Linked DNA regions of Homo sapiens: region 1 is linked to region 2. Evidence: chromatin contacts called from ENCODE Hi-C data. All regions are on one chromosome and are shown on one strand. The core of a region is the stretch at or near the end of the contact, and the rest is flanking DNA. Distances in the headings are between cores, read along the strand shown.

What was found. A loop is a pair of places that touch in the nucleus more often than their neighbours do. Pooled maps may share reads with other maps.
Region 1: a map of aorta shows a loop between it and region 2 (5-fold over the local background). The contact joins two enhancer-like sites. A Hi-C loop is called at or near these places in 6 of 168 maps with a recorded cell type or tissue (Right ventricle myocardium inferior, aorta, ascending aorta and 2 more) and 10 of 50 pooled maps.

Annotation. Positions count from the first base shown.
Region 1 is chr2:238,366,852-238,371,815 of GRCh38, reverse strand. All of the region lies in intron 15 of TRAF3IP1 (TRAF3 interacting protein 1), which reads right to left. Among named protein-coding and RNA genes, the nearest start is that of TRAF3IP1, 49 kb to the right of the region's middle. RefSeq lists a silencer at 4,185-4,388. Within about 2 kb of position 2,157, at least 3 of the 41 ENCODE cell types and tissues checked have a DNase peak (open chromatin) inside an H3K27ac peak, as active enhancers do.
Region 2 is chr2:238,594,982-238,599,765 of GRCh38, reverse strand. No RefSeq gene overlaps it. Among named protein-coding and RNA genes, the nearest start is that of LINC01107, 42 kb to the right of the region's middle. Within about 2 kb of position 2,470, at least 18 of the 41 ENCODE cell types and tissues checked have a DNase peak (open chromatin) inside an H3K27ac peak, as active enhancers do.

The DNA.
Region 1 (4,964 bases), core at 908-3,407, 230 kb after region 2:
AATAAATTTTATTTAATGTGATATATACAAAATCATTTCAACATGTAATCAATATAATAATTTCTAATGAGATAGTTTATATTCTTCTTTTCCAACACCATATTTGAAATCTGGTGTGTGTTTTATACTTAGGATATATTTCAGTTGGGATTCGTCAGTTTTCTAATACCCCCACCACATGGGCGAGTGGCCACTGCGCTGGTCATCCCAGGCCCACACTCAGGCTTTCCTTAGGCTTAGGTTTGGAAGAATATAAGAACAATCTTTTTTTGAGCTCTTGCATTATCTGGATGTGTCTTCCACTGTTTTTATGTATGAAATGACAATCTAGCTAAATAGTAAGAATCTTGGGTCAGTTTCTTTCTCTCCAAATGTTGAAGCAACTGTTCCTTTTTCTTCTGGCATTTAGGGCCACAGAGAAGTCTACAGCAAATCTGACTTTGGTTCTTTTCAAAAGAACCTATTTTTTCTTGATGTACAATATACTTGTAGGATTGTTTTTGGTTGTTCCCCCCACCAAAAAAAACAAAAACAAACCGAAAAAAACACCTGATCTCAACAATACTGCCAATATTGTGAGTTTCCTTTTTACCTGGCACATGAAAGCCCTTTTCAAGTGCAGACTCATAGAAGGTCAAGCTTCACGCTCTTTACGAAAAGTACAAAGCACCTCTAAAAAACAGACTTTCAATGTCGCATTAACTGAGATCAGAAAGCTAGTAAACTTCGTTCTTATCACATTTTACTCAGAAATCTATATTACTGTCCAAACGACAAATGTCCAAATTGTGGCAGAAAACCACATTACAAGAGAACTATGCCCGCTCCCTAGCACTCAGAGGCCTCGTGATGGGCTTAAAGCACCCCCTGGTGTTAGCATGGGGCTCACCAGAGGCTACAGCATGAAAAATGTCCGTAATTCCCCTAAATGCACATAGCTTCGTTTTTCACCTCTGGCAAGTGCTTCCCCACATTTTATCATTCATTCCCTTCCACTTCCCCCTTTCTCTTCTAACTTCTGTTCAACTGGCGATGAAATTCATCTCTTCAACAGTTGATGACATGCACTTAACGTCCACTGCTATGCTAGCCACGAGAGGGAGATGAGAGGCACTGGTCTTCACCTTATGAGATGCCCATTCCAGGGGAAAGTCAGTAACTGATCTTCCCTCCTGAGCCATTTGGTCCTGAAGCCATGAAGTGGGCAATGCCAGGGAAGCATGTACACTAGGCTGGGGGTGGGAGAGCCCGGGGTAGGGAGAATGGAGGCAGGAGCCCAGCACAGGAGGGAGAGGGCACCCACACGGCCAGGGAGACCAGGTAGGGAGGGCACAGACATTTGCACACACACATGTACACACACATACACAGACATGCACATACACATATATCACAGACATAGCCATGCATATATACACATGTACACATGCATGCAGACATGCACACGTATACATGTATACACTCAGACACGCACACATACGCATACACAGACATGCACAATACAGACATAAACATACACACATGCACACACAGACACAGACATTCACATAGACATGCACACACATATATACACATGCACACTTACAGACACACATACACGTTCACATATATACACACATACATACAGACATGCACACACGCATATATAACAAACACAGACACATACATTTTCCCCCTCTAGCTCTGTTCACTGAGATGACCTGAGAGCTGAACCTCCAAAAGTGGCAAACACTCCATTCTCCAATCAAAGGACCCAGGTCTCCTGGGGAAATGGCTGATTCTGGGGCTGGAGCAGGGAAAGAACAGGATGAGCCAGAAAGCAAGGAACAGCTCAAAGAATGCTGGGCGCAGGCTGAAAGGACACAAAGCCAGCTTGAAGGAGCTCTCCAGAGCCAAATCTGAGGCCATCTGCGCATGAAAATCATGGCAGTAAGAGATTACAGCCCACAGAGTCCAAGTGGAAGGCACAAGCCCATAATGATACAAACAAATGATTAAACTTAGTGAAGCACAGGGTACTTCGATTGTACAAAGTACTTCCTCCAAAATGCTAGTAATTACAAAGAGAAAAGGAGCGGCTTGACTGCAGAGAAGCTGGCAGACAGCATCCACATCGAGAGGCCACGGAGAGCGTCTGCAGTCAGGAACAATCTGAAACCTTGAACCACTCAGCAAGACGCAGCAAAGGCAGCACAGCCTCGTTTCTGGAAGGTTTCGGCCCAGGATGCAAAGTCTGACTCTAATCACAAGGAAACACCACACAAACCCAAACCGGGGGCCAGTCAGGAAAATAGCTGTACTGTTCAAAACTGTCAAGGCCAAATCAAGGGAAGAGCACAGACTGTTTGAGACTGAAAGAAACTTACAAAACACCTAACTCATTCTGGACTGGATGCTTCTGCAACAAAAAGCAGCAGAGCCAGAAAGCTCCCGCATGGAAGACAGTGGAACGCGCTCCACTTTTAATATCACTACCATTAATCTCTGAAGGCTCTGAAGTTCCCAAAAGTGTCTTTCACAAGTGAATGCTTTGCCTGCTTCTAAACCCGCTTTTCTTAGAAAGCTAATTTCAAAATTGTTAAAAATATATATTTACTTTAATTGCTTGGTTATTACTATTAAAATAACAGCATTATTTTCTATCATTTTTTACTGTAAATGAACTCTACTTGTACAAAGTACTTTTATTGTAGTACAATAAAAGCTTTGTTAAGCTACCTAGAAACCCAGTCAGAACCCAAAATACTAATATACAGAAATTACTCCCAAGTTTTAAAAACTAACATGGTGCATCATGTAAGAGTATAGACACAGTGTATTTTATTTACAAAGTATTTATCAATGGCCAGGCGCAGTGGCTCACGCTTGTAATCCCAGCACTTTGGGAGGCCGAGGCGGGTGGATCGCCTGAGGTCAGGAGTTCAAGACCAACCTGGCCAACATGGTGAAACTCTGTCTCTACTAAAAATAAAAAAAAATTAGCTGGACATGGTGGCAGGCGCCTGTAATCTCAGCTACTAGGAAGGCTGAGGCAGGAAAATCACTTGAACCTGGGAGGCAGAGGGTGCAGTGAGCCGAGATCACGCCATTGCACTCCAGCCTGGGCAACAAGAGTGAAACTCCGTCTCAAAAAAAAATTATTAATAACAATATCTAAAATAAATGTATTTCTACTTTATTTTCATTTTTTTTCTTTAAGGGATTTAAGAATATTCCTGAAAATATAAAACTTACATAGAGCAAAGCCTGGTATAATACAAGCCCTTCACTAAGTGAATGTCAGTCCTGCCCTCTGTGACAAGTATTGTAAGTATTATCAAGAGGCTTTATTAGTTTAAAAGGGGTCACATCTGGGGATGGAGGAAGTCTACTGGCCAGAAGAAACCGTACGGAGATTTCAATCAGAAAAACCTTAATAACAGTCCAATATGAAAAATTATATATGCATCACTGCTATAAATAGGAAATCGAAGCATTTTAATGCCAAGAATCTTAGTGTTTCTTTACTCTAAAATATCCCCTATAATCCATACCCTGGAGAAAAGTAATAAAGTTGTGCCATTGTTTCGTCCATTTCAGCCCTCCTGAGCCTGCTTTACCCACATTAAATTAAAAACTCAATAAAACCTAATTCATTCAGCCAAGTCCTGTTCCTCTAGTGATAGCTCTTCACTGGAAGCTGCTTTTCAGGTCAGAAACAGACAGCAAGGAATAATAGATGGGAACTAGAAAAATACATGTGTGTCTCACAACAGTAAGCACAAGTGAATATGTTTTGGAAAGGACAAAAATACTAACTAACACTTTTTAAAAACACAAATTTCCCTTTTTTTTTTCAAAGGGAAGCTGAAGAAATATGGAATTTAAGGATTAAAATAATTCTCGAAATAAGTTGCTCCAAAAAAAGCAGCTCAACGCGCCCACCCCGCACTGAGACAGGGAGGCACAGGCTCCGGGCCTGGGGCATGCTGGAGCCGCGGTGCTGCTCCCTCCTGTGGTCAGAACCTGTACTTTGGGGCTAGATAAGAGTTTGGATCCAGGCTCTGGAGTGCAAGGCCTTGGGCAAGGGACTGAGACTCTCCTAAGCCTCAATTTCCTCAGCAGTGAGTTGTGGTGCAGGTGCAGGAGGCCATGCGTGGGAAGCCCTGCACAGAGAGGGCTCGGTGGCGCAGGCTCTCGGTCCCACCGCGGTCTCTCCCGTGTCCCACAGTCTCTCTGAGAAAGCTCAGTCCCACGAGGAGCAAGAGCTGTCACAGCCACCACCACATGCTAAGGGGACCCCAGCCCATGCTGAGCGTGCACCAAAGGCCCAAGCCCACTCGCTCAGCTAGGTCGTTTCTAAACCATTCCTTTCAAGGCCTAATGACTAACAGATTTTAACAATTTCATGATGTCTCACTGGGTAGCTTCTGAAGTCTTCACACCTCTTCAAACTAGTGAGATCCACATCTTCAGTCTTCTGTTGCAGGGCGCTGAGGCTTCTGAAACTTGTGCCACATCCCCTTTGATTTCTCTACTTACTGCTCTCCAGATACCTCCTACACTTCTCTCCACTGAGCTGGGGCATTGTTTAGTAGTCAATGTGACTAAATTCTATTTAATTCTAATCCTTATCCACTAATTTTCTTTTTTTTTTTTTTTTTTTTTTTTTTGAGACAGAGTCTTGCTTTGTCACCCAGGCTGGAGTGCAGTGGTGCGATCTCGGCTCACTGCAACTTCTGCCTCCCAGGTTCAAGCGATTCTCCTGCCTCAGCCTCCTGAGTAGCTGGGATTACAGGCACGTGCCACCACGCCCGGCTAATTTTTGTGTATATTTAGTAGAGATGGGGTTTCACCTTGTTAGCCAGGATGGTCTCAATCTCCCGACTTCGTGATCTGCCCGCCTCGGCCTCCCAAAGGGCTGGGATTACAGGTGTGAGCCACCACACCCAGCCTCCACTAATTTTCATCCTGGGGCTAACACA
Region 2 (4,784 bases), core at 1,221-3,720:
CTGCCCCAGCATCCGTGGCAGCCCATCGCTACAGCATTGGTGGGGACATCTGCAGGCTCTGCCAGCCTGGAGCCCTGCCCTGCAGCTGGTGAGGCACCCCCACAAGGTGCCAGAGACCACCTGGTCCAACCATCACTTCCCACACAAACAAACCAAGATGCAGGTGTTTAGTTAGGCATCAACTAGCTTGGGTTAGTATCCGTTGCCTCCGGCAGCTCTTCCTTTCCTGGTCTGAGGGGCTCCAGTGAGGGCTCCAAACAGCCCAGAGTCTTATTACTTGTATTTGAAAACAAATGCACAAAGCCGCGGGAAGGGCAAAGCCCTCCCAGCACTGGCTGTGCCTAGTCCCTGCAATCTGACCTCACTGCTCCAATGCCATTAGCTCCAGAACAACCCCTCTTCTCCAGCAGCAAGGACTTCAGGACTCCCGGGCAGACCCACGCGGGGCAGCACCCCTGCAGATCCAAGCCTCATGCACTCTCTTCCACACCTGGGCCCCTGAGGCTCCTCCACGGACTGCTGCGTTTCCTATTTCTTCCAAGACAAAATGGACCCATTCACCTTTTTCCCTCATGTCCCTCTCTCCCTTCTCCTCCCTGGTCCCACTAAAAGTGTGAGCTTCCAATGCTTCCTGGGTTTGAAAAGTTTCACATGATATCAGTACACAGAGACAGTTCATTTTGGTATTTGGGCTCTTGTCAAGGTTAAAAACCAAAAAATGGATTGACCCATCACTAGACAAAATCAGAATAGTCAAAGAGGTGACGTCATGGGGGAAATTCCTAACTCACGCATGCGCCATGGTCTGTCTCCTGGTCTTTGTCATTCACACGTTTTAGATGAGCATTTATTTACTATGCCCATAATCTGTGCTGGGCACCGTGGGCCCAGAGATCCCTGAGGCACAGACCCTGTCTCCAAACGCAGGAAAACACAGAGATCGTGAGAAAGAATTGCAGCTTTCGTGGCAGAGTACACGGCACGCCTGTGTGGGGGTAGGCAAGGGCCTCTGAGCCAGGACAGGGTAGAAGGGACAGTGGAGGGTCAGGAACACCTTCCAGAGGGGCTCACAGGGAAGGAGAGGGAGGGAATGACCAGGGGAGAAACAGAAAGGAACAAGGCCAACTCCAAAGGCCAGAGCCCCTGGACACAGCGGGGCACAGGAGGCAGACAGGCAGAGCCAGGGATGGGGGATCCCACGGGGAACTGAGAGCGGGCACAGGGTTCAAGCACAGGCATGGCAGAATGTGCTGTGCATTGTTTCAAGGTCCTCTCGGTGGCTGCATAAGGAATGGACTGACTCAGAGTGACAGGGTGACCCAGAGACCCAAGAAAAGCGGCAGCAGGAGAACAACCTGTGGCACTTAAGATGCCCAGAGCCATCCTGCGTGCTTTGCAAACATGAGCCCATGAAATGCTTGCCACCACGCAGTGGGGTGGGCACTGACATTGCCCCGATTTACAGAAAAGGCATCTGGGACACAGAGAAGTTGGCCTGCCGAGGTCTGGGAGTGACCCCGAAAATGGAGCAGGGCCTGAAACCAGGCAGTGGTGAAGGGGTAGGAAGACAAATTTGGTACAGAAACACTTAGGACTCAGTGCCCAACCAGGGGCAGGAATCTGGGAGAGGTCTGGGATGACCCCCAGGTCCCTGGTTGGGGTAACTGGAAGAGCTCAGGGCTGTAGGGAGAAGAGTCTATTTAAAGGGGAATGGAGGGGTCCCACTGGGGGCGGGACAATTTGGGAACATTAGTGGGATGTTGGGGGAGGATTAGATCTATAAGTCATGGACACCCAGGTCAGCCCCAAAGGGTAAATGTGTGGGGTGAGTAGAGAGCTAAGAAGCCACAGGAGACCCCACATCACTGAGTCCTCCTGCCTGATGGCCCCTCCAGGCCTTGGGACAACCTGCCCTAGGATTCCTGATTCCCAGTTGAGGGGAGAGAGGCCTGGGGAGAGGCAGAGCTCTTAGAGCCCGGGAGGACATTCTTGCTTCAAGGCTCAAGTAGGGGGATGAGAAGGAGGACCCTTGGCCGAGAAATTTCATGCAGTAAGGAGGGCTCAGAGTGGCTTATGCGGGAAAGAGGAAGTTCAAGAGCACCATAAAGGGTTAGAATTTCAGAGAGGAAAAGAACCTCTTAACACTTCCAATAGGTGATTTTCTCTTAAAAAAAAAAAAAAGAAAGAAAGAAAAAGTTTAAGAAGAAACTTTACAAAGGGAAAACGTAATGTTCAACCTCTGGGCAAATTCTAGCGGAAAAAGGGAGAGAGAGGGGTGGGTGGGAGGCTAACACAATTTATGGGCCCTCAGAGCCGCGCCAGCTTGAGGTGGCGGAGCCTCTTGGCCCGGGGCCTGCCTGCTGACTTGAGCTTTGAAAAACAACTTCCTGTCAATAAATGTGAACAAAAGTTTGGACCCATCTTCAAAGTGATGAGTTATGCTGAAAGTATGTTCCTGCAAACGGGGGGAATGGATTGTTCCTGGCGCTTTGGCATTCAAGAGAGTTTATAAATAACCACTCAGCTCTGCTCGGGTTATGCCTGCTGGGAGTGCCCAGTGCCAGCAAGCAGAGGGAGACCTGGGGAGCGGGGCAGCACTCCCTGGTAGGGCTGGCACAAAGTGCCCAGAGAAGCGCAAGTCACGTCTTGGCGTGGGAGTAGGGGGCTTCCCCAAGCCTCTGTTCAGGGCTGGGCAACCGGGGACCCCCTGGACCAGCTCTTCCATTTGCATTTTGGAGGGAAAAAAGGAAGGAATGGATTCTACATGTGGTTTCCATCGGCCCAGAAAAGTAAAAACATGTGTCAGCGTTTCTAGCAGAAATGGTCCTTGTTATTTTAATGAGAAAGACCATAATTAGGGACAACAGTGAAAAAGAAGCCATGGGTCCCCTTTGTGCCCTCCCCTCAACCGATGGGGAGCAGTCGCCCCAATGAACAGTCCTCCTGCCCTTAACCTGCTCCACCAGCACGGGAGGAAGGGAGAAAGCTGGGGACAGGCAAGTCCTCCAGCTCCAACAGTTCCATTCTCAGGGCTGAAGGTGCCGCCCAAGCAGCTCATTTGTCAGCGTTTAAACATCATTACAACGTTAACGGCCTCTCTGATGCCAAAGAGTTGGCTTTGCACGCCTATAAATTAGAGTACATCAAACCAGAGTTTATTGAGTCTTGGCCAATCAGAAGTAAAACTTCCATAACTTTTTACAATTCTCTACATTCTTCCAATTATATTAAAATATTTATTTGCACCCTGCATGATATATATAAACGTTTTATTAAGAACATTTGAAACCTGGTTCTTTAAACAGAAAAAAGATCCACTCCATGCTGGCAGAGGTCCGGCCAGTATGTGCTGTGTCCAGTTGGTTTCATGGAGGGAAACAGCTCTGATTGGATTTTCGAGGGATTAGCAAGAAGGAGTGGCAGAGCACGAAGCTGGCTCCCAATTCATGGCTGCGCCTCCCTTAGCAAATCCCCTGCATTTGGTCGTGACACCAATGAGGAGCAGGTCCCTGTTTTGTCTCTGCCTGGGCTGGCCTGTCTGGAACAGTCTTCTAGGGTCACAGTGCACGTCTGCCTCTGGGCAGCTGCCTGACCCAGGCCTCCACGAGAGCAGGGAAGAGGCACAGAGACGTTCCATGATGGCTGGGTGAAGAAGCAGGCAGTCGGGGTGAGTTAGGTTAAAACCCAAAGCCCCTTCTGCCCGGCCCTTTCCTGGCTGTGTGCTGTGGGGCCTGGACTCCCCCTCTCTGAAGCTCAGTTTCCTGTCTCTAAAGTGGGTGTCACAATGACAGCCGCCACCATTCCTCCACTACCACAAGAATCATAGGTGGTGACCTGCCTCATATTCCCGAAACGTCTCTGCGCGGCAACATCCTCCTTTGAGCCTCGTCTCATCCCATCGTTGCCTCCTCCTGAAGGTCCTTCTGCTGCTGACACATCAAGTGCATGGGGACATCCGTAGCACGTGGCCAGCCAGGAGGACACTGAGGCCTGCCTGAGGCCCTATCTGTGGGTGTGATCATAACGCCACCAAGAACAGCTCTTGTGCTTACAGGGTGCTAAGTCCTGACCATCTCAGGACATCCTTCACACTGCCCTACAAGGTAGGGACTCTCGCTGCAGATGAGGGAGGTATCTCTCAGTGGGGTAAAGGGTTTGGCCAAGGCGGTACAGGTCGCCCTCAGGCTGGCCAGCGCGTAGCACTCCACAGCCACAGCAGACAGCATCACAATGAACTACTCAGGAGCAGGAGGGCAGGCTCAGGTCCCAGGAAGAGGAGTGTGGCCACAAGCAAGATTACCCGCCTGGCCTGGAAGGGACAACCGAGCAGAATTTGAAATAAGCAGCAGGGAAGAGATTCTGGTTTCTGTGGGGCCCTCATCAGAAACCCCATAGGGCCCTTCACCAGAAACCCTCTGCCTGCAGAGACCACCTGCAGATGGGGGCCTCAGCTGCCTGCAGTTGCCCAGGGCATGGAAGCACAAAGCTCATTTCTGTTACCACATCACTAACTGTAGGATTGGACCTCAACATGCATACTGGTTCTGGCACAAAAGGAGCTGATTTCTTGTTCTTGCAACTGTCCCAGGCAGGGGTTCCTGCTCAGCAGATGGTGCCTCTCCTAGAAGTAATTCAGGGACCAGCCACCTTCCATCCTAGGCCTCCATCACAGCCCTTGGGCCTCGCTGTGGTGTGCACCCCCAGCAGTCAGAAAAGAGGGAGACTGGGAGCACATCTCTGTGGCTGCAGGCGTCACTTTCTGCTGTTCTCTTGTCTACACTTTC